Regions from separate parts of the Homo sapiens genome. Here region 2 is linked to region 1. Evidence: read pairs that join two places in POLR2A ChIA-PET (ENCODE). Cell type or tissue: GM12878. All regions are shown on one strand. Links, peaks and the distances in the headings refer to the core of each region. The heading gives the core; the rest is flanking DNA.

Region 1 (15,430 bases), core at 3,056-11,055:
TCCAAGTCTAACTCAAGATTCTGTTTTTTCAGTCTACTAGGTGCACAGTGTTATACTAGGATTTGTAGAATACTATATAAAAGTTGTCTTACTATTATAACCTTCCAAATGCAGCAACATTCAGGGAATTTTCAAGACCTTGACTACAGGGGAAGGAAATCTATGGTGATTTTAAGAGACTGTGAACTAAGGGTTTGTTATATTGAATGTAGCTGAACTGCATTGCAGTCTATTAAGCCAAAGTCGATTTGATTGAAACATAACAACTTGCAATTAAGGTGAAAATGTTCAAGTCCATTGAGGTGGTAATGAAAATCTTGATTTGGGCAATGGTCATAGTCGGGAGTAAGCCTGCCATTGTGTGGTTAATTTGATATGTTACTGCTTTGTAACTTAAAATACCCATCAGTGAATGGATCAGTGCCAATTTTTAAGTATTTTAAGCAGAGAATATAACTGAATACATAAAGGAAAAGACTTAAGGCAGTTTTGTCTTGTTACATTTAGAATTAAACTAAAAATGATCAAACAGTAAGCGTCTTAAGATGATATTTTAATAGTGTGGGGAGGATGTTGAATGATATGAGCCAAGACTTGTTTTAAATAGATACTCTAAAAGATTTTTATCCACAGTGAAATGTGAGCCTTTTAGAAATTAGTATTTTAAAACCTATTTAAATATCCAAAGGAAAACATTATCTGTATAGAAAAATCTTAAAGCACATAAAACTTGTTTAAAACATGTAGCATTTAGAAGTAGCTAAGTATTGATGTTAGAGGCTTTTGGTTTAAAGCTGTAGAAGTTGAAATGAGCTTTGGCAAAAATGTCAGGTATTGAGGGGTTTGGGGGGCCTATCACAGTAGAAGGAAAGGCTGGTAATGGAACCATGTGAAGAGCTGGGTGCTTGAGTGTGTGGGTGTGTGAGTGCGTGGGACTTTTCTGTACCCTTTGGCTCAGTTCTCCTTCATAGCTGGCTGGTTCCTCCACAGAGCAGGGAATGAACGGTTCCTGTATTTCACATTTTGTCATTTCTGCTCCCCCAAAAGGGTTTCCTGTCTCTAATTCAGTTATAAAAATACCGTGGAAGGATTCCACTTGGGATTGGTCTGGCCTTGGTCATTTGTGGCCGTCCCTTGGACTAAGCAGTTATAAAAACATGGCAGCGCTTGCCTGTTGGCGTTGGGGAAAGAACAGTCCCCAGAGAGGGGAAAGGGCCTGCCAGGCAGTTTCAGGCAGGTCTCTGTCCGAGTAATAGAGCTGGATGGTTCTGGACATCCGTGGGTCTTTACCGTGGGAATCTGTGAGGGCCAGCCTGATGAGCACCATGTGCTGTGTTGTGTGTGGATTGGAGAATTCATGGTGTCCTTGGTGGAGCGTCAGTAGCTTTGATTATATTCTCCACAAGCTCTGGTTTTTGGAATAGACAAAGACCATATTGGATACATCATAATTTTTTTTTTTTTTTTTTTGGTTCATGGGTTTTTATTTGGGCACTGAAAGAAGATAAGGAAACTAAGTTTTAAAGTGATTTGAGTGACTGTGAAATGACTTTGACTGAATAGGACATAATAAGGCAATTACATTAAAATTAAAATTAGACATTAGATGAAATTATTGAGTGGAACCCAGCTACCATTCATTCAAGAACTAGTCTCCTCAAACTATTTTTTTGTTCTTTTTAATCTTCAGAGGAAAGAAACATACCAAGCAGACATACAGAAAGTTTATTAGGGAAGTCGTTTTATACTCCTTAAAACTTGGGATTATAACCAGAGAACAGAATACATTTTCCTCTCCATTTGTCAGATACTTTAGAGTGAACTCTAAGTATTTATACTTAGTACTTAGTGTTACTTAGTACTTACAGTTACTAAACTTCAGTACTCAGAATGATGCCCCATGTCAGGTCAGTGATTTCTATTTCCAGGGTATCCTGATCTGCTGTGTCTTTAGATAGGTTGCCGGCAAGAATTATAATAAACCACCAAAATCTGCCTTAAGTTGATTAGAAAATACAGGCAACCAGAGTAATTAATTCTGCCAGCATAGCCTTCGAAATACAAATTTTGGAATTGAAGGGAATTGGTGCAATTTGGCAAAAAAGGTTTGTGGTTAGACAGATGAGGTTCAAATGCTAACTTTGGAACTGATGGGCTCTTTGAGCAGGTGATTTAGTCACTTGAGCCTCAATTTTCACATTCTTAAAATGGAGATAATGATATGACTTCACAGGGTTGAGAGTTAAATGAGATACTGTGTTTAAGGCCTAGCACTGTAATTAGCACATCATAAGGATTCAGTAAATGATGCCTAAAAGTAATAAAGTTCAAATGCAGTTTGGATGGTGATATATTAAAAGAACCAGATCCCTGTTTCTCAAAATTTAAGGTGTTTATCAATCGGGGACTTTTAAAAAAAAAAAAAAAGTCTGCTAAATTAGGCTCTGCTGCTGGGTAGGTGGCTCATGCATGTAATCCTAGTCATGCATTGGGAGGCTGAGGCAGGAGGATTGCTTGAGGCCAAGATTTTGAGACCAGCCTGGGCAGCATAGCAAGACCCTGTCTCTACAAAAAATGTAAAAACATAGATGGGTATGGTGGCACACACCTGTAGCCTGAACTACTCAGGAGGCTGAGGTGGGAGGATCATCTGAGTCCAGGAGGTCCAGGCTGCAGGGAGCCATGGTTGTACAGTGTACTGTAGCTTGGGTGACAGATGGAGGCTCCCACTAAATGTGAAACAATAAAAATTAAAATGCAGTGTCTAATTCAGCAGATCTGTTGGGAGTGCTGCCTGAGACTGTGCATTTATCATACTCTCGGGTGGTACTGATGCTGCAGGTCCACAGGCTACATAGCAGTAGAAGGAAGAACTTTACCACTAAGGATTCCTCCCCCAGCCCCAACTGTATGTGATGAGCCCTTAGAAGAATGGTGGCCCCATGATAGATTAGAGAATTTGGGAGAAGAAATTGTAGGTTGGAAAGGGACACAAGCAATTTAGATTTAAGAATGTGGAATTGCAGGTGATGGTGGTGGGTGGATCCTGCAGTTACAGTACCATGTAGGATGCTGGAAAGGTGTGATTGGAGCTCGGGAGCCACTAGGGCTGGGATAGACCATTGAGACCTGCCCGTACAGAATCGGTAAGTCAGATCTCCACCGGAGGAGCAGGGACACTGGGGACACTTGGCTTTGAGGGAAGGACAGAGGAAGAAGAAACAGGAGGAGAAAACAGAGGTCGGCACAATTAGATGTTCCCAAGTGCTTGAAAGTCATGGCTGTGCTTGTGGTTGATTGCGGGTGGCTGTGAAAGCTTAAAGACTTAAGGAGTGAATGAGTGGAAGTAGAGGCAATTCCTCTTTTTTGGAAGGTAAGTAGAAGGAAGGTGAAAGATGCCATTTTGTTAGGAATCCCTGGGGAGTTTCCTTGAATCCGTCTCTTCGTTTCCATTCTCACTTCTGTCACTCCTAACCAGATTTGTTTCCCTCTTTCCTAGACTGATATTAAACCCCCCTAGCTTATTTCCCTGTGTCTGCCTTTATCCTCATTTCTTTTCTTTTTTGTACTAGGAACTCCTATGGCAGTCCAGTGAAGGCCATAGACTCCTCAGAATGAGGCTTTTAAAGGAATAAATGAAAATACAGAGGATATGTCCTAGCAAGTTCAAGGATCCTTTTAATTCTATCCATGGACCACTTGGGAGTTCATGGAACCCCATCAAGAACCCTTGCAAGAATAAGATGGGGATAGTGTGGGGTGAGAAAGTGGGGAGAGCACGCAGCAGCCAGGAAGAATTCTTGGGGGGGAACACGCATAGGCTGAATTGATTACCCGCCTGGGTCACAGTGCCTAGTACTTGGGATTCACAACGGTACCGTTAACCACTGAGCTGTGCTGCCTGGGCCAAGCTCAGGAATCATTCATTTCTTTGAGTTCTTTTATTTTCTTAGTCTTAAGAGCTGTTCTTCTTGGATGGACAGAGTATTAGCTGTTAACATGGGAGAAAACTACTTGAAAACCAGTTTTTCCCTTCATAGAAAGAAAATCATTGTTAATGTTCAGAGCATGTAGGGAGAGAACCAGTACATAATTTATTTAAGAAAAATGTTGTAGGGAGTTTTAAAACAGTAACTTACCTAAAGCTAAGCCTCACAATTCTAAATCTTTATAGTTTTTCAGCTACCTGGGCACAGTGATTAAGAGCTCTGGAGTCCTTGTTCGGTTGGCTATGTGACCTTGAACAAGTTATTTTGCCTCTCAGTTCCTTGATTATAAAAGGAGGTAATAATGGTACCTACTTTGGAAGTTTGTTATATGGATTAAATCAATTCATACTTGTAAGATGCCTAAATAGTTGCTGGCACATGGTAAGTTCTTAATGTGCTAGCTGTCATTATTACTATCCTTTAAAATAGAGACAGGGTCTTGCTGTATTGGCCAGGCTGGTCTCAAACTTCTGACCTCAAGCAATCCTCTCACCTCAGCCTCCCAAAGTGCTGGAAATAGAGCCTTGAGCCACCATGCCTATCCTATTTTTTTTTTTAATATCTTAAATGCTAAGAGGTAGCAAATTATCAGATTGTATGCTAAATCAATGGTTACTTTATCCTGTTTTGTAGTAGAACATCATCGTTGTTCTTGGCATCCTTGTGTATTTTTGAGTTATGAATTATCATTTTAGAATTACCCTTGTGCCCTTGCTTTGCTTTCTGTATCTATTTTGTTATGTTCTTTCTTGTATTTTTCACACTTCCACTAGCGATTAGGTTCTTTGAAGTGTCAGAAATCTAATTCACATCCATTAGTTGCAAGTTATGTCAGCTATTGACTTGATATTTCACCTTGTCTTTAAATATGGAGACACTGCAAGATGCTTCAGATGCAAAATGAATATATTGTGGACCTTGCTCTCAAATTGTGCATAACTACAGGGGACACAGACGTAAAATAAATATATGTGTAAATAACTACAGTGTCCAGAATGCTAGGGGTGGAAGGTATTAAATAGACCGTGCAGAACATTGAGCAAAGGCATGACGTCGGTGAAGGGCTTAGACATGAGGCAGTTTGGGAGAAGAGCATTTCAGGCGGAGGGGTCAGCTGGTGCAAAGGCCGTGAGGCTGGTGTTTGCTTGGCTTGTTATGGCAACTGCAGGAAAGCTGGCATGGCTGGAGCACAGCAAGAGGGGGATATAGTGGTAGGAGATCTGCCAAGGTGCTAACCAGGACTGGATCATGATTACTTCTGCCTGGGGGACTTGGAGAATCCTTGAGAGGAGGTAACAATGAGGAGGACCTTGAGGATTAGATAGAATCTCCCAGCTGCAGAAGATGGGTGATATGGTTTGGCTGTGTCCCCACTCAAATCTAATCTTGAATTGTACCCATAATCCCCAGGTGTTGTGGGTGGATCAGCTGGAGATAATTGAATCATGGGGGCAGTTTTCCCCATCGTATTCTCGTGATAGTTAGTTCTCACGAGACCTAATGATTTTAAATAAGGAGCTTCTCCTTTTGCTGGGTGTTCATTCTTCTGCTTGCTGCTGCCATGTGAAGAAGGATGTGTTTGCTTCCCCTTCTGCCATGATCGTAAGTTTCTTGAGGTCTCCCCAGCCCTGCAGAACTGAGTCAGTTAAACCTCTTTCCTTTATAAATTACCCAGTCTTGGGTATTTCTTCACAGCAGCGTGAGAACAGACTAATACAATGGGGAAAGGCATATGCAGCTGAGGGTCCGACAGCGGGCAAAACCAAGCAGAGCGGAGAATGTGAGTAGTTGGCTTTGGGTGTGGCCACAGTGGCAGAACCCAGTAACATGTTAGAAATGCAGAGCTTGGGCCTCTGCAGACCTGCTGGAGCAGAATGTACATTTTAACAAGACATGTTGATCGTCAGCATATTTAAGTCTGAGAAACACCCATCAGGGTAAATCTTTGGTTTCAAGCCCTGAGATTCCTTAGATGTGCCTCAGGGGCTGGTGGGAGGGGGCCAAGCTGGTGGGGGAATTTAGGCCTACCTCAGTTTCCTCCAGAACAGCCTTGTTTTTGTCCTCATTGTCATCTCTCTGTCCTTTTTTTTTTTTTTTTTTTTTTTTTTTTTTTTTTTTAACTGGGGTACTGAATATAATACGTAAAGGGGGTAAAAAAGATCCTGCAGCCAAGAAAATTGAAAACCACAGAGGAACATAAAGGGAGTGTCAGGAGATGGTTGAAAGAGTAGTTTGAGGCCACCTTTGAAGGGCCAAGTGGTTGATGTTTGCCAGAGAAAAGCCAGCAGTTCTGACCAGGGTTACTTTAAAATTTGCCACAAATCTCAAATGACACTCGACCCGGAAGTGTTACTGCCTCCTTTAATATGTTCTCCACTCTCTGAAGTCATTTCTTCCTTTTCACTTCTCCTTGAACTTCACCTAGTGTCCTGTCCCCCACTTCCCCCACCCCGTCCTTCCCTCAGCATATAACCTCATTTAGAAAGCATTGAACAAATAGAAGCCGTCAGCTTCCACTCTTCCCACCATCCCATCTAAATTTTGGACAGCTGGGTCCGTCAGTCTACAGACATGCTGGAGGGGCTGCCCTGCCTGGTTTTGTAGCTGCTAGCTATATATGGCAATTTAAATTTCAGCTAATAAAACTTAAAATTCAGTTTCTCATATCAAGTGCTCACTAGCCACATGTGGTTAGTGGTTACTGGATTGAACAGTGCAGATATAGACGATTCCCACCATTGCAGTGTCTTCCACTGACATGGCTCACCATTCCGGGGCCGCCCATCTTGAAAGCAAAATAAACTACAGTAACAGCAGAAGCTCTCCTTCACCCTTAGTCTCTCATTTTAGTGTCTTCTCGTGTTTTCTGTTCCTTTTTTTTTTTTTTTTTTTTCAGATGAGGTCTTGCTTTTTGGCCTGGGCTGGAGTGCATGGTGCAATCATGGCTCACTGCTGCCTCAAACTCCTGGTCTCAAGCAGTCCTGCTTCAGACTCCCTAAGTGCTGGGATTATACATGTGAGCTACCACACCTGCCCTGTTCCTTTTCATAGCAGGAGTGAAAAGCCTTGTCTAAAGCTGAGGTCTCCTATTTCTATAGAGACACCGTACCTGGCAACCGTCAACTTACCTGCGATGATCTCCTTAACTTACCCCAATCTAGCTTTCACCTCCAGCACACCTAGGAAACTGCTCAAGTCAGCATCACTGGCAGTGCTAACATTTTCAAATGCAGGGGGCTCCTTTTTTTTTGTCTCTTGTTTTCCTTCTGCTTCACTAGCCACTCCTTAGGTGCAGGCTCCTCTTTTGCTCAGTCTGGAAATGTTGGAATGCCCCAGGCCTGTGTCCAGGATCATCTTCTACAATTACATTTACTTTACCTACATGATTTCATTTAGTCTCATGGCTTTTTATACCATTTTACAGTCATGATTGAGAAATTTTTAACTTCAGCTCTAACTTTCCTCTTGGGCTCTATATGCAGTTTCTTACCAGGTATCTTCACATGAATAACTAATAGACATCTCAGATGTCCCAAGCAGGCCTCTTGATTTCCTCCCTGCACTCTGCCCCGTCCCCTGTCATAACTTAAACTGGCCTCTTCCCGTCTCAGAAAATGGACCACCATAGACCCAGGTGCTCAAGCTTAAACGTAGGGAGCAACCTTGATTATGCTTTTTTCTCCCCACTCCTTCTCCACATCCAATTTTTGAGTCCCGAATCCACATGCTTTCTATTTGAATCTTCTTTCTCAGGAACACTGTGGTAGCCTCCTGTTTGGTCTCCCGGCATTCAGTTTTGCCCTGTTTCAGTCCACCTTGTCTGCAGCAGTGGCAGAGGAATCTTGCTAAACTGTAGATGATTTCATGTCATGTCCTCAGTTAAACCTTCCAAAGGCTTTACATTGCATTTAGAATAAAATCCAAACCTTTTCTGACCTGCAGGATCTTACTGGCCTGGGCCCCACTTTCCTCCTTGCCCTCATCCCATAACACCCTCTTCATGATTCCTATGTTCCAGCTGCCCTGCGCTTTTTCTGTTCCTAAAGGCAAGCTCAGAGCAGCCACAGTTCTTCAGTCTTTATTTTTCTCTTCGTCGGGAATGTTTTTCCCTCTTTTATTTATTTATTTTTTTATTTGAGACAAGGTCTCGCTCTGTTACCTGGGCTGGAGTGCAGTGGCATGGTCATAGCTCACTGCAGCCTTGAAGTCCTGGGCTCAAGCAATCCTCCTGCCTCAGCCTCCTATGTAGCTGGGACTACAGGTGTGCACCACCATGCCTGGATAATTTTTATAATTTTTGTAAGAGATGGGGGGTCTCGCTGTGTTGCCCAGGCTGGTCTTCAACTCTTGGCCTCAAGTAATCCTCCTGCCTCAGCCTCCCTAGGTGCTGGGATTAGAGGCATGAACCACCATGCCCAGCCTGCCCTCAGATCTTTGGATGGTTGGCTCCTATTAGTTATTTTAGTCTCTTAGCTAAGGGGTTGCCTTCTCAGATGGCCTCTCTGACCTCCTAAGCTAAGGGAGCCCCTCCACTATCATACTGTTATTTTCTCTGTGACACTTAACACTGTTTGAAACTGAGTTGTGTACATTTTTATTGCTTATCTCCCTCAACTAGAACAATAAGTTTCATAGCAACTGAGACTTTTTCCTATTTACTAGGTGTATCCCTGCATCTAGAACAGTGTGTTTAGATAGTAGGTGCTCAGTACATATTGTTGAATGAATGAGTGGGGCTGGGATTCTAAACCGTAGGCCATTAGTTCTCAGGTGGTATACCATGAGGCCTCCCATATTCAATTTTCATAAACATAGAAAGTTGACTTTTGTTATAATCAAGCATAGAGCATTTTAGAGCATTTTGCTGAGCGGGTTGTGCAGTGTGTTAGAGAGTGGGGAAAAACTTGCTGCAAATTGGTGATAAGAGGTATGGGGTAACTGCAAGCCAGTGCCAAAGAAAGAGGTTATGTTTACAGCAGCATGCAAGAACTGTGTCTTGTGAACACGACAGAAAAGGTTCAGAAAGTAAACAACTTCTTTCAAACAGTGTCAGATGTTGAAGGGCCGCCAAGTGAACTGCGTGAAGACTATGAATGCATTTCTAAGTAATCTGAGATATTATGTTAGAAGAGTGTGCTGCAGTGTTATTACTGACTTGTTCTTTTAATGGCTTCAGACATGCCTCTAAAAATTGTAGTATTCAGAAGTGTACCATAAGTTAAATTTAAGATTGCATAAACATTGTAAGAATAGGGATAATGTCAGTATCTCAGTCCTTTGTGGGTCTTTTTCTATTGTGTATTGTTTCTGCTGGTTCTTCTTCATGGTGCCTTGTTGCCATTTATGTTTGGTTCATTTTGGCTCTGAGCTGCTCACTTCCTTGGATAGTCATTCAGGGAACATTCTTCAAGTCTTAAGATAAAGATGTATCCTTCCAGAGAGAATTGTTTGTTTTTGCCACATGGCTAGGGATACTGGAGACCAAGACCATTTGAAACTAAATTCACAGCTTGGAATTTTTTGGACCTCATGGTGATATAAAATTGGGCTGCAGTCCCTGGGGTGGCATGGTTTTATTTTTGGTAGACCCATTGTAGCCTTATGGAGAAAAGGTTTCCTATTAGACTTCACACCTTGGGTGGGCCCTAGTCTTTGTCTTCTGTTCCTGTCAACCCATGAGGCCATCAAAGCCCTTAGAGCCAAAGTGGCTTCCATGACTAACTTATTCTTCCTGCTTCCAGTTTTCACTAAGATCTTGACAGGCCGACTTCTCTCCTCCCTCTTCCAACTCTTTCATGCCTTCAAGAAGATGTTTAAGAACATATTTTATTCAGGACGCTTACTTATTTTCAGTGCAGAGCTGACCTGAATAACCCTGTCAGCAGAAATGCAAATCAACCTCAAAGTTTCAAAAGAGGGAATCCAACAGTAAGTGAGACAGTGAGAAGCCAAAGCATGGTGGCACTTCTGCAGCCTTCCAGGGATGGATCTGTGAGGGGAGTCAGTGGGACAGGAGGTGGGACTGCAAGAAGGAAGAATGCCATTTCTGTCTTCCAGAGGTGATGGGAACCTGAGCTTGGGCAGGGGTAACAGACATTGTTGGATAACCAGGTATAGATGTGGTAGAAGCTGTGTTGTCTAAGTGGCCCATAGCCTAAAAGGTTTGAAGATACTGCTGTAAACAAGCAGACAAAGGATGTGCTTAGAGAGATTTCAGGTAGAATCAGCTGGATTTGGTGACTGTTAGGTAACAGGAAGGAATCGACAGTGACTCACCTAGGTCATTTTCTTACCATTCACACTCTCCATTACATTATTGTTATTTGGGGGCTGTTAGCTTCTGGCGGGATACCCCTGCCCCTCTTGCCACAACTGGGATTGTACACACAGATACTGTGAGACAGAAGAGGATTAATAAACTGCCCTGGGAGAGTTAGTGGTAGGCTCTTGAAATTCTTCAAGAATTGAATTAGCGTGGTGGATGGAGAAGCTGGAGAAAACATGTTACAGGCAGAGTAATGCATAGAAAAGCATAAAGGGTATGTGGCATTTCCAGGGAACTGCCAAACCCTTCTTCAGGTGCTTCTATACTTCTCTCCTTCTGATTTTATGGTTTTATTCATTTCCATTCTTATGGACATGTTCTTATTTAAATTACTTTTGTTTGTGTTTCTGTAGGCTTGGTCATTTAGGCTTAGAAACATATTTGCAAGTTGCTAGACACCCTAACATTCAGAGCTTAGTTTATTTGTAGTTGTAATAAATAAGCCTTGCTTTTGTTTTTTCAGCCTGGACTTTGAGGAAGGTGTTAGGTATTAGTCAACCCGAGAATGACCTCTGTAGCATTCTACATGACCTGCACAAAGGCTCCAGGTGGTAGGGGCAGGTGGGGGCTGACGTCAGTATTGCCACCTGCACACCATAGCAAGGGGCTGCATTAGCGGGAGACAGGCACCCTTTTTGTGAGTTGTCCGCACAGAGGAGGCTCATTTTCTGATGTGCACAGAGGTGCCTGTGTGCTAGCAGCTGCCCTGGTTTGCCTTGCTTTTCTCGGGTCATGCATCCAAAATTTCTCATGTCACGTTCCCAAGCACTGGTGTCTTTGGAGGAGCGTTCAGGTGGTGTTCAGTCTGGACAGAAGAAAAGAAAGTGGGGTTTATAAAGTCCCCTTATAGATTTGAATCTGCTTTAGAAAATGCACCGTTGTGCAGTCTTTGCTGCTGCTACATACATGCTTCTATAATGCAGATTCACTTGTATGAGATCGGTGCTATCGGGAATGTGGTGTAGGATGTATGAATTGGTCCATAAGCAGTTTTCCTTGAGTATGCCACTGCCTCCAAGTATCAGCAGCTAGGTGCAAAGTACACTAATACAGCTCAAGGCAGCAAGCCAAATTGAGAAACAGGACTGCATACCTTGCTCTTGTATCCGTTTTCTTCCTCCTGACTCCAGCAGGCTTCTGCTCGATCTCAGAAGTACTCATTTCAGGGTTCTCTCCAATCTCTGGACATTTTCTCCTAGTCTGTGTAACTTAGAAGCTTGGTTACTCCTTGTATTCCTTCCATCAAATGATCCTCACCTTTGTGTTTCTAAAGTCCATTATATATCTATTAGAAATTACACTAAAATACTGTTTATTTTTCTATTTTTAGGATTTTTATTTTTAAGCATTCTGGTGATAGAGTTTCATAGTTTTTCAGTGGTCTGCCTAAAATCTGGATTTTAGTGTCTATGTAGAACTTAGAAATTTTTCAGAAATACATATATTGCATTACAATAAAAGTGTTTGTATTTACAATGTATTTTGAACAACTATATGCCCAGGCTGCAAGTTTCCCAAAGAAAGATGTAATCGTTGGTTTTTTTGTTTCCAAGGATAACCAGGTATAGATGTGGTAGAAGCTGTGTTGTCTAAGTGGCCCGTAGCCTAAAAGGTTTGAAGATACTGCTCTAAACAAGCAGAACATTAATTTATTTGTCGGCCCTTTGAGTTTTCTTACTAATCCTCTTCTGGCCTGACCATGTGCCCCTCCCAAGTTTCGCACATTCCCAGGTATCTAGTGTGTTCAGTTGTCTCCCTGCGCTACTCAGCAGCTACCTTTTTCAGCATTGGCCCTAGCTTGCTTCTGTGCCCAGGAACAGGAACAGAAGTTTTCTTCTCAGGGGTCCCCTGTCTCTCTTAGACCAAGTCCACAGGCTTTTACTACATTAGGCCTTGGAGTACATTTCCTGTAGAATCAAAGGGCCAACTTACAAATGAATGTTTGGAACACAACCCATTCATAAATTAGGTTCTGCCTGCACCCAGATGGAAAGTTAAATGCTTTGGCATCAGAAGAACTGTTGGGAAACAGATATTGTTTCTGAAATTATGATAAATCCATAAGGCACTTTCTTTTTGGCACGTTGCGCCAAAGTAGGAGGACAGGAGCAAATTTTAGGGACATTAAAAAAATAGGTTAGGAGAAGCTAATCTTTTTGTCTAATTCACTTTCTCTTGCAGTTCTGGCATCGGATACTCACAGATTTAACACATGCCAATGAATATTTGAGCCAGGAAATAGCCAATAGTGAATATTTTTATTATGTGTTAGATAAAGCTTCTTTCTTCTTATGCTTATTTAGGTGAACTAGAAATATGGTTTCAGTGAAATTTAAGTTCTGATAAGTACAGATACATAGCATATTTTCTGAAAAATTTGAAAAACACACACAAATATAAAAAATTACCATAACCATTCTATCAAGCAACCAGTGTTAATGTTTTAATGTTTCTTTCCAATGTCTTTTTAAAAAAATCTCATTGAGACTATTCTATGTATTTAATCTTACTATGTATTCTTAACAATTATTTTAAATTTTTGATCACTGCTTAATAATTAGGTTGGTGCAAAAGTAATTGTGGTTGTTGCCATTACTTTCAGTGGCAAAAACTGCTATTCCTTTTGCACCAACCTAAATAGTTTAATGAAGTTTAATAGTCCAAACATTGGTCCCAGTATTTTGCCACCACAAATAATGTTGCTGTCAGCATCTCCCTGTATGAAACTCTTTCTTATTTAGGATGATTTCCTTAGAAGAGATTCTCTTTTTGGGGAATTTACTTGGTCAAAGGGTATGAATATTTTAAGGCTCTTGGTACATGTTGCCAAGTTGCTTTCAAAAAGGGTTATACCAGATTATAACCCTAGCAGTGTGGCTAAGAGCTGCTTTCCCACATCTTCTGCTTTCAGGGTTCTAAATTGAACAGCAAAGATTGGAATAAAAAGATATCCTTTTTTCCCATATGCTTTTAACCCATTTAAATCTCTTTATAGAGATTTTCAGCAGTTTGACCAAAGATGTACGCACATGGGCAGTGTGGGAGTATCAGGTCTGAGGTTGGAAGATGGCTTCCACATAGGCTGCCTGGCCCGAGTCTGCCCTCTGAAAAGAGCTGCTTTCAACTGACCCACTTCTCCCAGTTTTTCTTCGTCGGACTCTAAGCAGAGAGTGCCTGCATCCCAGAAGCAGGTCGCTGTCCACTGTCTGTGGTTGGTTAATTTTTGCTGGCCATAGCCCACATGATTTATATTAAACTCAATCCAATAGCATTTAATGGCAGGCAGAATTCTTCCCATGTAAGTAGACTAGTCAGGAATTTGCCTTTCATTATCCTCGGTCTGACTGCTTAACGTTAGACTCGACCTATGGACGATTCACATGAACCGTTTCAGAAAATGTAATGTGACATCTGCTAGAGTCCACAATTACAGGGTGTGTGTGTGTTTGTGTGTGTGTGTGTATGTGTGTGTTTAATTTTTTAAAAAATTTTCCGAGATGCAGTTTTGCCCTGTTACCCAGGCTGGAGTACAGTGGTGTGATCATAGCTCACTACAGCCTCGAATTCTTGGGTACAAGTGATTCTCCTGCTTCAGCCTCCTGTAATAGCTGGGACTATAGTTGTGTGCCACCATACCCCGCTAATTTTTAAAAACAAATTTTTGTAGAGATGGGGGTCTTGCTGTGTTGCCTAGTAGGATAGTCTTGAACTCCTGGGCTCAAGTGATCTTTCTGCCTCGGCCTCCTAAAGTTTTGGGATTTCAGACATGAGCCACCACACCCAGCCTTGCTTTTTAAATGTTGGATGTTACCATCCCTCTACTGTGGTCCTGTAGTTTGGCTTGAAGCTTGATTCTGTGCGCTAGCCACTCTGTCAAGAATTATGTAGTATAAATAATGCCGGTCACTTGTGCTGACCTCACAAACATTCCGAAGCCTGGCAAGGCAGGTGTGGAAGCTCAGAGCTTTGCCATCTAACTGAGTACTCAGGCTTCTTTCCATTTAGATAAGACACTCAGAAAGGAAAAGCAATGCAATTTTAATTTTTACTTAACATACAAAGTAGCCTTTTTTTTTTTTTTAAGCTGAAGGAAATGAACTCCAGAGAACACTGAAGAAAATTGAAGGAAAAAAGTAGAGCTCTTAGAAAGAAAGGAAAGGTCACGCTTATAAACTGTAGCCATCTAGATAAACTGTTATTTCCACTTTATGTGGATGTATTTTATTGTGACAGTGCTAACTACAGTTGCCAATTTTCAGGAGGCCTAAATTACTGACTATTTTAGATGAATTCAGGCTTTAAAATTAGCCCTGGGATAATATATTTCTTTTAAAATGGGACCTTAATTGATCCTTATTTTTTAAAGCTTGAATTAAGTAGAAAATTAAGGGTCTTTTGTAAAAGATGATAATATATATTTAACTTGGATGATTACCTAATAGAGAATTATTCCTTGTTCTAGTATTTTAAAATATTAAATGTTTGACACAAAAACAGACCATTCTGAATAGGCTTTAGGAAGTAGGTGACTTTTCAGTATGAATAAACTATATGTAATTTTTCATTAACTTCAAAATAAGAACTTTAAAAATTATGGATATAAATTTTTATGCCCTATTTTAAGAAACTACCCTTTTTTTCTTATGAGAAAAATGTCTGCAAGATTGAAAAAAGCTTCCATATAGAGTAATACATTGAATGAAATGAGTTGTTTTCTACTTAATCAGAGTGGCCAAAGGCTATTTCAAAACAAATTTATTCCCATTTCTGAACCTTCAAATCAAGAGACCATTTAAGGATTCATTTCAATTTGGTTATTTATAAGAAGAAAAGACTATTCTGATGGCATGTAGGATGGTCCTAAAGTAATCGGCTCAGCTAAAAACACACTTATAACAGTTGGGCATGTCAGCTGAGGAGAGACCCTTATAGCCTGTGTTTCCTACAAAAACAAAAACACAGTTCTTTTATGAAAGTAGACAAGTTGATGGTATATTTGGGCTAAATAAAATACAATGTTGACATATGTTGAAATATTCTATAGTTGTTACACATGTTGGCTGAGGTGGTTGTACTGATCCAGACACATGGCTGATACTTTGAGTGGGAACATAGC
Region 2 (15,430 bases), core at 2,798-10,797, 53 kb after region 1:
ACAGTTATATGAAACATTAATATACCGTGGTCCCTTTCTCCACCAATACATGTACCTCAAGTATTAGAGATGGTGTTATTTTGTAAAGTATTTCAGTTCTTTCCGGTAATAACCTTGCTTGTTATCCAAGTATTTCTTCCGTTTCAGTTTATGTCACATTCAACACTTTTAGTCTCCTTTTGTTAACTGTTAACATTTTCTATAGTATTTTTCCAAAATGATTTGTATTGTGGTGTGACATTTTGATGCCACATATTCAAAGTAGAGCAAACCTTGAAATTCTACTAATTCTGAGAAGATCAACAAAGGAAGTTTTTAAGAAACATTTTCCCTGTGGGGTGAGTAAAGTATTCTTGCATTTTATTCATAGCTGATTGCTTAGAAAAAAATTACACGTTTCTCTTCCTGTCTGTACTTCTGGCGCCACATATTTCTGTAGCAGTGATCTCAGTAGGGTTTCTAGCCTGAAAAAAACAGGTCCCACTTTCTACGTCCAGCTAAAAAATGATTTCACAATAGCATTAGTTTATATCCAGAAAAAAAACTACTAGATTTGAAATTTAGCGATTGCACCCATATTAAAAATTGATGGGATGTTTAATAACAGTGTTCTTATTTACTGTCTCTAATTCCATGCCTGGGCAAAATGGGTTTCAGTTTTTCAAGTGGGCAGGCCAGCTACACTTCTTGCTTTTTCAAGTAGTCACATGGATAAGGACACATTTCCAAAATTCAAGCTATGACATCAAGTCTTTGTTTTATTTGGTGAAGCATATTCTTTCAGAAGACATTTATATCAAGGCTAAAGACTCTTTGGTTTACCATTGTAGAATCTAAATTGGTTTCAGCCTGTTTTTTTCGTGTCAAAGCAGTGCGTCTGTCTTTGCTTTGGAATAGGGAGTTGAAAGGCATCCTTTTGAAGATCCTTCAGGTGAAAAGAAAAATCCAAAATTGCTCTAGGAAGACTTGTTACTGACCCACAACAGTCAAAAATAAAATTGAAGAAGTTCCTTGAAAAGACAAATTTTAGTCCCTTGAAATATGGAATACCTTTTGATAAGGGCTGATGGAAGACTGGTGCTTTGTTCCTAAACGTCATTCATTATCTTAAGTGCTTTGGGGTTATTCCCAGCTGTCTCCCATGGATGTCTGGAGGTGAAGGCATCCCATTGCAGAGGGAGGAAAAAGTACTGCGTTGCCAACAGAGTTATCTCCACCAGCTGTCTGGGGCGGTTGGTGCTTCTGAGAATGTTCTGTTCCAATTGTGGCCTGAGTGCTACAAAGTAAGACACAGATGTTTGATATATCAATCACAGTATTAGATGTTGGGGCAGATATAAAGCAAAATAAAATATGGCCCTAGAGCCAAAGTGTACATTAAATGCTGAACACTGCTCTTGGCCCCGTTGGGAACTGGAAGAGGCTTCCTCAAGCTCAGGGAGTTTAGAATCTAACTGGCGAATCATTTAGGACTCTATTTTGAAAGTCAGTTTTGAAAGTGACATAAAATAACTCAAACTGACTTGATCAGAAAGAGAACTTCAAGTATAAAAAAAATCCAGGTGTAGTTCTACCTAGAGTCTCATATAGTTTACCATGGCCTGGCTCTTTCTTTTTTCTTTGCTTTTTTTTTTTTTTTGAGATGGAGTCTGGCTCTTCTCACCCAGGCTGGAGTGCAGTGGCACGATCTCGGCTCACTGCAACCTCCGCCTCCCAGGTTCAAGCTATTCTTCTGCCTCAGCCTCCTGAATAGCTGGGATTACAGGTACCCGCCACCACACCCAGCAAATTTTTTACTTTTAGTAGAGATGGGGTTTCACCATGTTGGCCTCAAACTCCTGACCTCAGGTGATCCACCCGCCTCAGCCTCCCAAAGTGCCGGGATTACAGGTGTGAACCACCGTGCCTTTATTTGCACCCTTGTAGCAGCAAGATGGTCTCAGCAGCTCCAGCCTTACCGTGTTCACCACTGAGTCCAGCAAGACAGTGTCTCTTCCCTTAACAGTGGAATGAAAGTCTTAGGCCTGACTGTCCTTACCCCAAATTGGGTCATACGTCTGTCCCTGAAGCAGTTGTCGTGTCCAGGGGAATGGGAAGTGCTTATTTTTTTTAGGCACAGTTCCCCTCTCCCACTTCTGGAGCTGGACTGGGAATTCGAGAGGGGCCGGTGCCCCAGGTGGGGACACAGGACACTAACCAGAAGGAGCTGAGTAGATGTGGAGGAGCGGGAACAGCCGGTGTCCCTCACACGGGAGTCAGAACTCATCCATGAGGAAACAATAACATGAGATGAAACACTTAGGAGTAATTCTATATTATTTCATTAAATGTGCCATAGGAGTTGAGAGGAGGATGGCAGCAAGGTCTGGGGTCATTGAGGTCTTAATGCTCCGTAGAGCAGATCGATAGGAACTTGCCCCTTAAGGATTGGTGGATTCTTGGTTTGATTCCCCCAAGATGCTAATGGGGGAATGCCTGGAGTTGGAATTGATGCCCACTCCAGCGCTTTGTGCCCCTCCAGTGGAACGATGCAACACTACACAACACACCCAGCACAACACACTCAGCTCTTAAGGCTGACACAGGAACCCGGAAACTCCACTCTTGCACAAATCACAGATTTGGTAAAAAGCCAGGGTATGCTTCAGCAACAGTCAATAAATGAGTAAGTAAGCGAATCGTGGTACAGATGCATGTCGGAATGTTTTCTAGCCATCCAGTCATGTTTACATTTTAATAAATAGTTGTTGAGCACCTACTCATTAAAATATTTGGAAGAATTTTTAAATGAGAAACGCTGAGCTGCAGAATTGTTTACAGGATGAGTTCAGCCATCTGCAAACAACTTAGAACACAAAAGCCTAGAAGGAAATACATCAAAAAGATATGTGGTTGTTTCTGTTCTTTATACTTACCTGTAATTTTAAGACAAATGAAAAAGACCGCACAGCTGTGAACTGGCTAAATCAAGAGACAGCATTTGAAATATGGGGCGTCAGGCTTGTGCAGAGAAGAAACATAAATTACCATGGTTCTGGAAGGCAGGGCAGCAGTCACAAACAGACCTCCACCTCCTGCCGAGGGCTCCAGCTCTGAAGATCTCATCTTGTGCATGGCTGCATAGACAGGGATCGGTGCCTGTTACACTGGGTTAAGAGCTTCAGCTTTTCTTAAAAATCTTCAGACCTCTGCCTTAGAGATGGTATTTTGCAAAGTGTTTCAATTGAGTCAAATTGTTATTTTTCCACCTGGTGGTATCCCAGGGCTTCTATCAATTTACCTTGTGTATGTCCTCTGTCCTGCCTCTTGAGGCACAATTTCCTTTTTCCATTTTCATTTTTAAATTTTAAATTTTCTTTTTTAGAGACAGAGTCTCACTTTGTTGCCCAGGCTGGTCTCAAACTCCTGGCCCCAGGTGGTCCTCCCTCCTTGGCCTTCTAAAGTAGGGATTATAGGTGTGAGCCACCCTCCTGGTGCACTGTTTTTTCAGTCCACTCATTTCTGTCCCCTGCATTTTCCTTGGGTAAAGCCCCAGGCCCACTTTTGCCGTAGCCTTCTTTGATTTGCTTTAATTTGAACTTTCACAGGTAAAACCTTTCATAGGTTTCAAAGCAGTCGCACACATCTCATTTGCTGCCTTGAGATATAGCTGGATGATGCCATCATCCCTATTAAAATATGTGAGGGGAGGGCTCAGAGGTGTTAACTGCCCAGAATTATACAACCCTGGTCTCCCAACTCCAGCTTGCAGGGCTTCCCCACCATGACCAGCAGCTGGACCAGACCCTTTCTTGGGAATGCACACTTGACTACCCCTGAATCACTTTAAAACTCACCTGTCTCTGAAGACATTGTTTCTCAGCGACAGCTTCACTAGCACTGTTTGGTCTTATTAACCCCTTTCCCTTCTGTTGCCCTTTTGATCCTGAAATCTTAGCCCATGTTAAGAACGCCTTTCACAGATGTCGTTGTTACTAAGATTCTCCAATTTTTAGCTTTTTGTACTTACGATTTGGATCATTTGCCCACTCTGAGTATCTATTTTTACACGTCTTTTTTTTCTCCACACATGGTAAATTCTTGGAAAGTGAGAGCTGTGTTTTTCATTTCCTTAATAGTGGATATTTCTGCTAGGGGGAAGTTTAATCTGAGTGAGTGTCCAGCTCACCTTGAGGAAATAAAATAATTCAACCTTGAATATTTTCATAGCATTTTTAAAAATTATGAGATTAAATTTTCCTGAAAAATTTACGGAAACATGTGTTTTTCAAAATTAAGTTGGAAATATTAATGGCCTTGGGCATCTGCGGCCAGCAAAGTCATTGCCATTCCAGAACCCCTCACTGCAGGGTTTCCTTTCGTCCATTTATTAAATCTAAGCCCCATAGTGAGGAGAGACACTGCTGCACTCACCAAAAAACCACTGTTTATAAAATGCTTGGGCACTTCAGAGACAGCAGCTGTTTTCTCTTGGTATTAACACCGATCTGCAGATTGCCAGTTCTTCAGAATACAGACCTTTCCCAAATCTCCACTAATTTTGTTTATTTATTTATTTATTTTGAGATGGAGTCTCACTCTGTTGCCCAGGCTGGAGTGCAGTGGCGCAATCTTGGCTCACTGCAACCTCCGCCTTCTGGATTCATGCGATTCTCCTGCCTCAGCCTCCGAGTAGCTGGGATTACAGTAGAGACAGGATTTCGCCATGCCGGCCAGGCTGGTCTCGAACTCCTGGCCTCAAGTGATCCACCCACCTCAGCCTCCCGAAGTGCTGGGATTACAGGGGTGAGCCACCATGCCCGATCCCAAATCTCCACTAACTTTAGGTGCGTAGGATGGACTGAGCAATTTTGGAAATTCCAAAGCACCAGGGCCCTACCTCCTTTCTTCTGTCTGCCTCCCCTGCCTTCCCAGTGTGCATCTGCTGAATTGAATCATTAAGAGAAAGATTAAGATGAGTGGAAGGTGAGCCTGTTGTTGCTGACAGTTCACTTTCCCCAGTGAAACTGTCAGGAAGACAAAGAGATGTTGAAGTTTTAGAGTAAGTGGCCCAGGGTCTTACGGTATCCTGCAGTGTGACACTGGGTAGAAAGAGGTGGAGGAGAAGGAAGGAAGTGGCCTGGCTTGGCTGTCATGCACTGCCTTCCTTCATTTCCTTACCTCCCACGTACTGCCCCCCACCTGAGGCAAGAGGGGAGGAGTTTTCACCTTTTCCATATCTTCTTCTTTATTCTTTGAAACTATTTTTCTTCTTAGAGTTGTCTTTGGTAGAGTGGCCCTTAACTTAGTGTACAGTATGATTCATACCCCCGGGGGTGGTCCTTTCTCATAAACCCTTCTTTCTTTTTTTTGAGATACTCTGTTGCCCAGACCGGAGTGCAGCAGCACCATCATAGCTCACTGCAACCTCAAACTTACGGGCTCGAGCCATCCTCCCACATCAGCCTCCTGAGCAGCTCAGACTGAAGGTGTGTACCACCACTCTCAGCTTATTTTTGTGGTTTTGTGGAGATGGGGGTCTCATTATGTTACTCAGGCTGGTCTCAAACTACTGGGCTCGAGTGATCCTCAAGCCTCAGCCTCCCAAAGCTCTGGGCTTGTAGGCGTGAGCCACTGCGATGGACCCTTCATAAACGTTTCAAGCAGCATTGAACCAGAACAAGGAGCAGCGTTTTCAGTTGGGAATTCATTGTGTATTTTTCATTAAGAACATAACATTTCTTAACTTAGATGTTTGTGTAACCTGAGTTGCAAGATGAATTTACCACACAGTGACAGACTTTAAATTTTTGGTTTTAATACACATTTGCGTATTTTAAAAGCAAATGTACCTTCAGCCTGTGAAATAATATGCTAGATAATTACAGGTACTTTGACTTCAGTTATGTCTTAGATTTATTATAACTACAGTGTTGATTACTACGAAGACATTGCTTTGCAGAGGGAGATGTCTCAAAATGTCACAATTCAGTGTTTTATTATCAGACAGTTGCTAAAGTGGATAGTTAAAAATTGAGGCCTGGCATGGTGGCTCACACTTGTAATCCCTGTACTTTGGGAGGATGAGGCAGGCGGATCACTTGAGGTCAGGAGTTCAATACCAGCCTGGGCAACATGGTGAAACCCTGTCTCTACTAAAAATACCAAAAAAATAGGCATGGTGGTGCGCACCTGTAGTCCCAGCTACTCGGGAGACTGAGGCAGGAGAATCGCTTGGCTTGAACCTAGGAGGCAGAGGTTGCAGTGAGCCAAGACCATGCCGCTGCACTCCAGCCTGGGTGACAGAGTAAGAGTCTGTCTCAAAAAAAAAAAAATTTGTGTGCAGTTTTTCAGTTATTTCATGACTATTAGTGGTTATTCAACACAAATTAAGCACTGTATCAGTTACAGGGCTCAGTTAAATAATACAGAATCTACAGGAGCTGATTTAGATAGCAAGGCATTAAATGTACTAGTGAGTATTAATAGTGGCTCAGTCTCTGCAAATGCTGAAAAAGCAGCTCTGGATAGTGCTAGCAGGTGGGGAATCATTATTTTATATCCAGATCACTAGTAGCAAGGAAATCTGAGAAATTAATTTTCAGTTCCCCAGCCAAAGCAGCACAGGAAGTCACACAAGCAGTGAGGGGTCGCCCACGCATCTGTCCTTGGCACCCTGCAGCCACTGAGCTGCCTCCCGGGCACCAGCACAGACCTCAGTAGTCGTGGCCTTGCTCTCACCGGTTCCACTGTCCGGGAGACAGATGTCAGATACATCATACAAATACCAATGATGACAACTGCATAAGGCTAAAAGACAGGTTCACAATGCTTAGAAGTAAATAATAAGGGGACAGAGTCTAAAGTGGAGGTGGTGTGGACGCCTAGGAAGTCTCCTGGAGGAAGATGCATCTAAGCTGAGAGCTGGCCAGGAGAAGCAGAGTGAGGGAGTGAGAGAATTCCAGGCAGAGTTGCTGCGTGGGAGGCCCCAGGCTCGCTGGGAGAACAGAGCAAAGGCCGGGGTGATCGGAGTGAAAGGCCACAGGGCATAGAGTTGGGGACAAGGTGGGGTCAGGTAGGGCTTTGAGGTCACCAAAAGGATTTTTCCTAAGAGCAATTGGAAGTCATCTTTTGAGGCTGGGAATAGTGGCAGATGAGTGCTTTTAAACAATCACAGCCGCCTCAATTGGGAGAAAGGCTTGGAGGAGGGACAGAGTGAAAGGCAGGAGACCAGTTAAGGGTCTGCTTGGTGGACAGACTTAGTGAGTCCAGATAGCTGGTGGGGCTTAGGAGGTGGAGAGAAACTAGACATCCACTCATCCAGACTCAGGGCATGGTTTTCTGGCATAATTAACTTTGTGGTAAGAGTGCCTTTTTAGCCCTCTAAATGGAGATGTTAAGAAAGCCATTGGTCGTGGAAGTCTGGAGCTCAGAGAGTGGGTAGGAGCTAGAGCTACAAATCTGGGAGCTGTCACTTCCAGATGAGATTTAAAGTCCGGTGGTGAACCAGGTAGGCTTGAGAGGCCGTGGCCTGAGGTGGCTCGAGCCAGACCACTTGGACATGTAGAAGCAGGCTAGAGCAGGAACAGCCAGCCAGTAAAAGGTAGGGGAAAAAAAAAAACCCAGTAGATTTCCAAAAAGAAGAAACTCTCCATCTAGTTTAGGAAGTAATCTTTTTGTTTGGAAATAGACCATTTCTAGAAAGTATAGAAGTTGGTTCATGTATCTCATCCTGCTAGCAGCTAGGCTGTGCCTGGAGAAGTTAATTTAAAATAAAGAATGAGTTTATCTCTGTTGAGAACATTAACTTTCTTGCTATACCGCGAGTGGCACCTAAGTGAGAGTATATATTGAAGCGAGAAGTCCAGCTTGTTCACAATATCACAGTAAAATTGAGCTCAAATAGGTTCTCTTGTGTATAGAGTGCTCTGTATTTCATGGTGGACTACATAGGGCAGATATTCCTTCTTCCATTTTATAGTTATGAAAACTGAGGCAGCCTGGGCAACATGGCAAAACCCCATCTCTACAAAAATTAGCTGGGTGTAGTGTCATGCCCCTGTAGTCCCAGCTACTCCGGAGGCTGAGGCTGGAGGATCCCTTGAGCCCGGGAAGTCGAAGTTGCTGTGAGCTGTGGCCATGTCACTATATACTCCAGTCTGGGTGACAAAGGGATACCCAGTCTCAGAAAAAAGAAAACTGAGGCTAAAAAACGGTAAGTGATATGACTGTAAAACCTTCACACCTGCTTGTAAATACCTCTGATAGATCATCAGAGCTGGGTCACCTGGGAAGTCCCTAAGGGAGTGGCCCACAAGGCAGGCCACTTGGGATTCTGGAATAGCCTAGAAGATTTTTGGACACACACTTAGTTTTATTGGTCAAATGTTTGAGCCAAATCCCATGGATGGGTTCTGGGGAGATACACAGTCCCTGTCCCCAAGGAGTTGATGGACTAATGAGGAAGGCAGATAGAACCATGAACTCTGGGTGTTCCTGCCATTCTCTTGCAGCGATACAGGGGAACTTTTGTACCTGATGGGATGGGAGAGGGATATGAATGGCCATAAAGGAAATAGAGGAAAAAAGTAGGGCTGATATCGTTTGCTGAAGAATGAATCTACATAAGTATTTTTCCTGGGGGCAGGTCCTTCCACCTGCCTGTGCTGTGTAATTTAGCGAGGAGACTGATGTGGGTATGGCCATCCCTCTTACTGAGTAAATCTGTCCCATTATGTAGCTGTCCACCCCGTTCCTGGTCTTGCCGCTGAGGGAGCATGCCCCTCCCTTGGAGGTGAGCTAAGTCAGGATGTTCGGGTTAACCATGAGCCTGCGTGTGCTAATGCTTTCAGACTTCTTCCTTCCTTGTGTCTGCAGTGTCACCCACTAGTTATTTTATTAGCTCCTGGAGGACAGGGAGCATGTTTTCTTCTCCTGGTCTTGGCCCCTTGCACTGTGCCGGGTGCAACTTGGCGCTTAGGTGGAAAAGAGATGGCCGTTTGACACGTGTTTTGGCTCAGGGGTTTTTCTCAAGTTCAACAGTAACTCCACTCACTCAGCCCTTTTATGTGGAAGATGATTCATTTGACAGCCAAGTTAATATTTTAAAAGTGTGAACTTAAAACAATAAAGAAACTTTTGGGGAGCTGGAAAATCTATAGTCAAAGGAGAAAGAAACAGACATTATAGACCCATCTGATCGTGGAATACAGGAACATGTTAAATTATTCATAAGTTGCTTGATAACTGGTGAATAAATGTATGATGGAACATTTAGAATCTGGCGAAGCCTTCTAGAGAATCCATTAAACAAATGCATGCAACAGCAAGAAGTTTTGGATAAATTTTTATTCTTATAAATTGATGACATATAGCTAAACTCAAATTTGAACTATTAGTGAAAATATTCCAGTGCCCAGATTAGTAAATTATTTTTATTAGTGCTTTCTGGCTCTAAAAACTGGTATTTTATGGGAAATCAGAGGGTTAATTCTTGAAAGTATGATACTGATGTCCTAGAATGTGCTTTCTGCCCTCAAGCAAATGGCATGGCTTTGGGCTACGTTCTGATGATCACAAGTATCTCTGAATTGCTTTCTGTTTCAGGAATGTGTATCCTCTCTAGTATTCATTGGCCAAATTGATCTCTTAAAGACATTGTGGTCTGGCAAAGTTGCTTCTTGCTCATTAAGCTTGGGAGTATGTTTTAAATAGTTACATTCAATTGTTTCCTTGAAGCGTGTGAAGGAAATGTGCCTGTTTCAGACCACAAGAGCCAGGGAATTTTTTTAATGTCTGATTGTGGTTAATCAGTTTTCTGTTCTTCCTGGAGATAAACTGCATAAGAAAAGGTCACATGTTTCAGGGCTCCTCCTGCAAAATCAGAGATAGTATGAAATGACAGGAAGAGTGTTTTCCAGTCTGAGGAAAATACTTGGAAAAGGCAAAATATTCATTATCTGTAACAAGTGGTTAAAGATTTTCAAAGACATTCATAAAAATTGAAGAATAATAATGAAGTTGTCCCATGGAAGAAATATTCTTCAGATTACTTTTCCTCTTCTTTGATACTGTAATAACCAGAGGGCCATTTAATGTCAGCTAATAAAGGAGTCACAGAGTAACTACTAAGCAGACTTAAGGAATTAACTCTCCCCACACCGTCCTTAATTGAGTTTTTTGGTTGTCTGAATATTTTCTGTACATATTCTCACTCATTATTTGGTACTTTTTTTTTCTTTTTACTTAGCATATTTTAAGATACAACCTTTGCAGGAAAGAAGAGAGAAAACTGTATATTTAAACAGAGTGAATTTTGTGTTAACTCTGAAAGGACAGAGACTGGAAGGAAGATAAGTCAGGGCTTGAATATTCCAGGAAGGCTTTGAGGAGGAAGGAAATAAAGTCTGAACAGCCTTGAAGAATGGGTAGACGTAGGAAAGGATTCAGGAAGGTCTTTAGATAACAAAAGTAGAGATCCAGTGGCTGAGATGTTGTCGATGTTTTATTTTTATCTTCTAAATGCTTTTCTTGGAAGATCTTATTTCTTTTCACACATTGTTTTTCTTTTGTTTTTCCCAGCTCTCTGCTTCCAGGGCTAATGGTGAGTTTTCTGCCGTGTAAAATCCCAAAGGGTCGCTTGCATGTACTTGTTGCCAGTAGCCTGTTTTCATTGGGTCATTTACTGTGGTTTAATATGCCACTTCCCCAGTGGACCTGATGTGAAGAAAGTCCCCACAATCCTGTCTTCTGTGACCTTTCTGAGGCCTTTTCCTTGTTACTTGGAACAAAGATGTGATAGCTGATTGGGAGGAGAGTGTTTCATGTCATCTATCACACCAGTCACTTTGTTTTTCCATGTTGTTGAATGCAGATTGAGTTACTGTTGTGGCCTATGTTATTGTTGTCCATGTTGTGTAGATCTCATGACTCTCTGATGGTGTTTAAGATGGGATGCCTCTGCCATCAAATCCCAGGAGAGCCTGTTTTTCTCCACCTCGGTCCTTTCACTTTCTTATCTGCTTCCCTGCCTCCTCCTCTGGTCCCACAAGCCTTTCACAAAATAGTTAACATATTTGCTTTAAGACAGAGCTTGAAAACACACGCACACGCGCGTGCACACACACACACACATACACACACACACACAGTATTTAGAGACTAGATACTGAATTGTCTGATGAGACTTAGAATTTGATTCTCCTACCCTGTATCTTGCTACCAAAAATGGCACATGGGCACACATACACACTTTTAATAGGCAACTTAAAGCCCATGAAATAATGAGAGTAATAATAATAGTAGTTACGAAGCCTTGCATTTCCTATTCTGCTTTGGCCAGAGAGCAATAAAGCCTCATTTAAAAAGCAGCTTTCCATCTTTCTTTGAAAAAACTTTGTAGTAGAAGTAAACAATTCTGTTTGTTTCAGTGAGAGAAAACACCCATGGATCAGCCAGGTTGACAGCCTAGTCAGCTTGCATCCTGGTTTGTTTTTTTTTGTTTTGTTTTGTTTTGTTTTGTTTTTTGTTTTGTTTTGTCTTGAAGAGTTTTTGCTGAAGGAAGCATTAGAGTTCTACTTAATATGCATACAATAGAAAGTAGTAATTAAGGAAAAGGATATATCAGCCAACCTATCTTAAGAAGGATCTAACTAGATAAACTTTGTCTTTAAGACAGTCCTGACTCTCAGACTCCACAGGTGGGTGCAAACAACAGTGCTCCCCACTGGAGATCCTGGGGCCCACTTTGGCTTGCCTTCAGAAAGGGAAGACAAAGTGTCCCTCCCAAGTTACAAACGCAGGTTGTATACTGTGGCTTTTACTCTCTGATAACCAAATTAGCCTTCTAAACAACTATTCTCAGCAGAAGTAAGGGTGGTCTTGATTTTTGTGTTTTTTTTGCCATCCATACTAGTCTGCTTCCTGTCTTTTCAGAGAGCAAGGCTGTTTGTAAGAAAAATGTGTGAACTGAAAACCACCACTACCACCTATTAGATGAGTACAAGATAACCAGAAACCAAATACGAAATGAGCTGTCAGAGCTGTTGATAAGCTCTCTTGTGTGAAAGGAAAGAATAAAAATGCAGCAAAAGGCCATGAGAATTATTTTTAAAAGTAAGACTATAGACAAAAGTCCAAGGAAATCTTAATCTCCCTTTCTCTATTCCTCTTGTCTCATTCTCCAGCCAACTTTAGGGACAAGCAATGTCTTCATCGAGAGGCACATCACATCCCCAAAGGTGGGTTCTTGGTGACCAAAGTACCTGCCTACAGAAAGCAGAGAAGCCTGTTTTCTTCCTTGTGTCTGTAGGAAAGTTGTCTTTCAGATGTAGTCTTCTTTGTTCATCTGTTACTGTGCACTGCCAGGCTGACCCCTTTTCTCAGGCAGATTGATCATGAAATTAAAAATGGTTTACCTGAGTTAATTATATTATTAGGCTGGGCACAGTGGCGCACACCTATAATCCCAGCACTTTGGGACGCCAAGATCGGTGGATCTCTTGAGCCCAGGAGTTCCAGACCAGCCTGGGCAACATAGGGAGACCCCGTCTCTACAAAAAATAAAAAAATTAATACAAATAAATAAGTAGATTAGCTGGTGTGTTGGCTCGTACCTGTAGTCCCAGCTACTCAGGAGGCTGAGGTGGGAGGATCAACTGAGTCCAGGAGGTCCAGGCTGCAATGAGCCCTGAGCTGAGATCTCACCAGCTTGGAGTGTAGACCCTGTCTGAGTCCCTGAGTGAGACCCTGTCTCAGAAAAAAAAAAAAAAATTAAGTACTATCTTCATGTTTTTCAAGACATTTTCCACTTGTTACTTTAACAAAGTTTACAGTATTCTACTTGTTTTCATTCCTTCAAAACTAATCTTTTTCTTTCTTTTCTTTTCTTTTCTTTTTTTTTTTTTTTTAAAGAAATAGAATCTTTCTCTGTTACCCAGAACTGGAGCACAGTGGTGCAATCGTATCTCATTGCAACCTGAAACTCCCAGGCTCAAGTGATGCTTCCATCTCAGCCTCCCGAGTAGCTGGGACTACAGGTCCTGCCACCATGGCTGGCTAATTTTTAAAATGTTTTGTAGAGACAGGGTCTCACTATGTTGCTCAAGCTGGTCTGAAACTCCTGGGCTCAGGTAATCCCCTCACCTCAGCCTCCCAAAGTGCTGGGATTATGGGCGTGAGCCATCGTGGCTGGCCCTAATTCATTTTTAATAACTAACCAGACACACTAGTGGTGTTATACGTGAGCATTAATATTTTTTTGTCATCGTCACCCATTTAAAAAAATTGCGTTTTCAAAATGAGTTGCTTCAACCTAGTGTGGAGAATCAAAATTTTAAAAGATCAAAATTTTGGTATTTTAAAAGTCAATTCTGACCAATTATAGTGATTTGGTTCTACCTGATAGTTTAATATTTCTTTGCTCTTTTAGTAAGTCCCCAGCATAGGGGGAAGGGGGTAGGCAGTAAGTCTTAGAAAACTGTCTTGCGAATTTACTGACTCTTATGGATTGGGAATTTCTAGGAGTATCTGGAAATTAACCGAAGCAGTTCTTTTTCTTCTCCAGTTAGGGCAAGTTGCCATGAAACAAATAATGGTGACTTGGTTGGTTCATTTAGTTCATTTATTTATTGAATATTTATGGCCTGTCCACTAATTACCTGGCACAAGTGTAGGTCCTAGAAGATACACACTAGGGAAAAAATAGACACACAGACTAGATCCCTACTGTCCTGTCTTACATTCTAGGAGGCGGAGAGAAAATGTTAAAAATGAACAAAGTAAGTTGTCAGGTCAGGTGCTACCAAGTGCTAGGGAAGGAGATTAGAGTGGTGGGTGCCATCTGGATAGGGTGGTGAGGGGAGCCCCATCTGCTAAGGTGGCATTTGAGAGGAGACTTGAGGTGAGAGACTGGGAAGTGAGGTGGGGACCGAAGCCTGACGGACTAGCCATGGGCAAACCAGGCAGGAGTTTAGCCAAGGTGAGGACTTGTAGAGGAGTTGGGCAGGGATGTGAAATAATTAGCTTGATGTTCTGCATAGGATGCCCTGGGCTGCAAGGTGTGGAACTGATAAGCCAAGACCTCCCAGGAGGCTTTGCCGCCATCTGCAGAATCATGCTGATGGCTTTGAAGAGAGAGGCAGTGGTGGAGAGAAGTGGCTGATTTGGGGCATGTTTTGAATAAAGAGCCCACAGATTTGCTGAAGACTTGACTGCAGGGTGAGAGGGGAGTCAGAGTCAACTCCGGGAGTTTGGGCCCAAGCTACTCTGTGCATGGAGGTGCTACTCTGTGCGTGGAGGTCCCACTGGCTGAGAGAGGGAGGGGTGAGCAGGAGCTGGTTGCAGGCCAGGGGAGAACAGGACTTCATATTTACGTGTTGTTTAGTTTTGGGGATGCTTGTTAGAGATCCAGCTGGGGATGGTGATTAGCAGGAGTTTAGAATTCAGTGGAGAGATTAGGGCTAGAAATGTTTTAAAAACTGAGAGCCATTGCACTGCAGATGGTGGGGCAGGCTGGGTTCTGGAGGATGATAAACCCTCCAAGGGAAGGGGAAGTGGCCAGGAGCCTTCCAAGAGGCAGAGGCGTGGTGTAATGTGATGGTAGGTGCTTCAGAGGGGATGACCGCTTCAGGGAGGAGGAGGGAATGGGGGTGTGGGATTGGTCAGGAGGAGCACAAGGCACCTACCCCATCTTCTGGTTCTGTGGTTCCTGCGCAGAAGAAAAAAATACTTGAGGGGGGCTGCAAGGGAAGTGTGGTCCTTGGGGACAATCAGAATTTGGCTGGCATGAAAAGATAAAGGTTCAGCGTTAGGTTAATTTTTGCTGATGAGAAATTATGACTCTTGGAGAGCCCCATGGAGGGATTTGGGGGCCTGGGATGGCAAAGGTTCAGGTCAACTGGGTCAGGTTAGGCAATCTTTGGAGGGGAATGGAGCGAGCTGGTGGCTAGAATTCTTGTAACATCTGAATTAAACAGGGATGGAAGGCCTGGTGGGATTAATCTGCCTTCCTAAGACAGATCTAAGGGTGAGCAAACTTTTTCTGCAAAAAGACAGTAAGTATTTTAGGCACTGTATTTAGGCCATACAGTTTCTGTCAGTGACTCAAACTTCTATCATAGCACGAACACAGCCATAGATAACACAAATCAATGGGCCTGGCTCTGTTCCAATAAAACGTTATTGACAAAAGCAGCCAGCGGCCAGATTTGCCCATAGGATGTAGTCTGGCAAACTGTAGACAAGGGAGTTAGTAATTGGTGAGAGAGGGATGAGGAGATGGGTGGGAAGAAGGGGCCCGAGACTTGGAGTTGGGAAAACTGGAGCTCCAGGAGCCAAGTCCTCAGTCTGTCCCCATCCTGATGAGGTGTCCATCACCCACAGGGAGAACTAGGTGTTTCCACTCCTCCTCCTTGGTGCTGGAGCCTTTTGAAAATTGCTTAATGAAATAGGC

The links. ChIA-PET counts read pairs that join two places held together with the same protein. Peaks named below come from ENCODE experiments on the same cell type or tissue, not always from the same donor. Only the 100,000 strongest peaks of a DNase experiment are listed, where the experiment ranks them.
Region 2: POLR2A ChIA-PET joins it to region 1 with 10 read pairs; 11 of 35 experiments call an interaction of 5 or more read pairs at or near these places.

What each region holds. Positions count from the first base shown.
Region 1 is chr10:22,696,104-22,711,533 of GRCh38, reverse strand. All of the region lies in intron 1 of PIP4K2A (phosphatidylinositol-5-phosphate 4-kinase type 2 alpha), which reads left to right. Among named protein-coding and RNA genes, the nearest start is that of PIP4K2A, 11 kb to the left of the region's middle. RefSeq lists enhancers at 7,099-7,158, 10,978-11,037. In GM12878, for the core only: no CTCF peak of the experiment used is centred there; no DNase peak of the experiment used is centred there; H3K4me3 peaks cover 3,413 bases; H3K27ac peaks cover 4,182 bases.
Region 2 is chr10:22,643,007-22,658,436 of GRCh38, reverse strand. The region is part of intron 1 of PIP4K2A (phosphatidylinositol-5-phosphate 4-kinase type 2 alpha); the gene reads left to right. Among named protein-coding and RNA genes, the nearest start is that of PIP4K2A, 64 kb to the left of the region's middle. RefSeq lists an enhancer at 2,954-3,023. In GM12878, for the core only: no CTCF peak of the experiment used is centred there; DNase peaks (open chromatin) are centred at 6,670, 8,804 and 9,616; H3K4me3 peaks cover 1,299 bases; H3K27ac peaks cover 5,056 bases.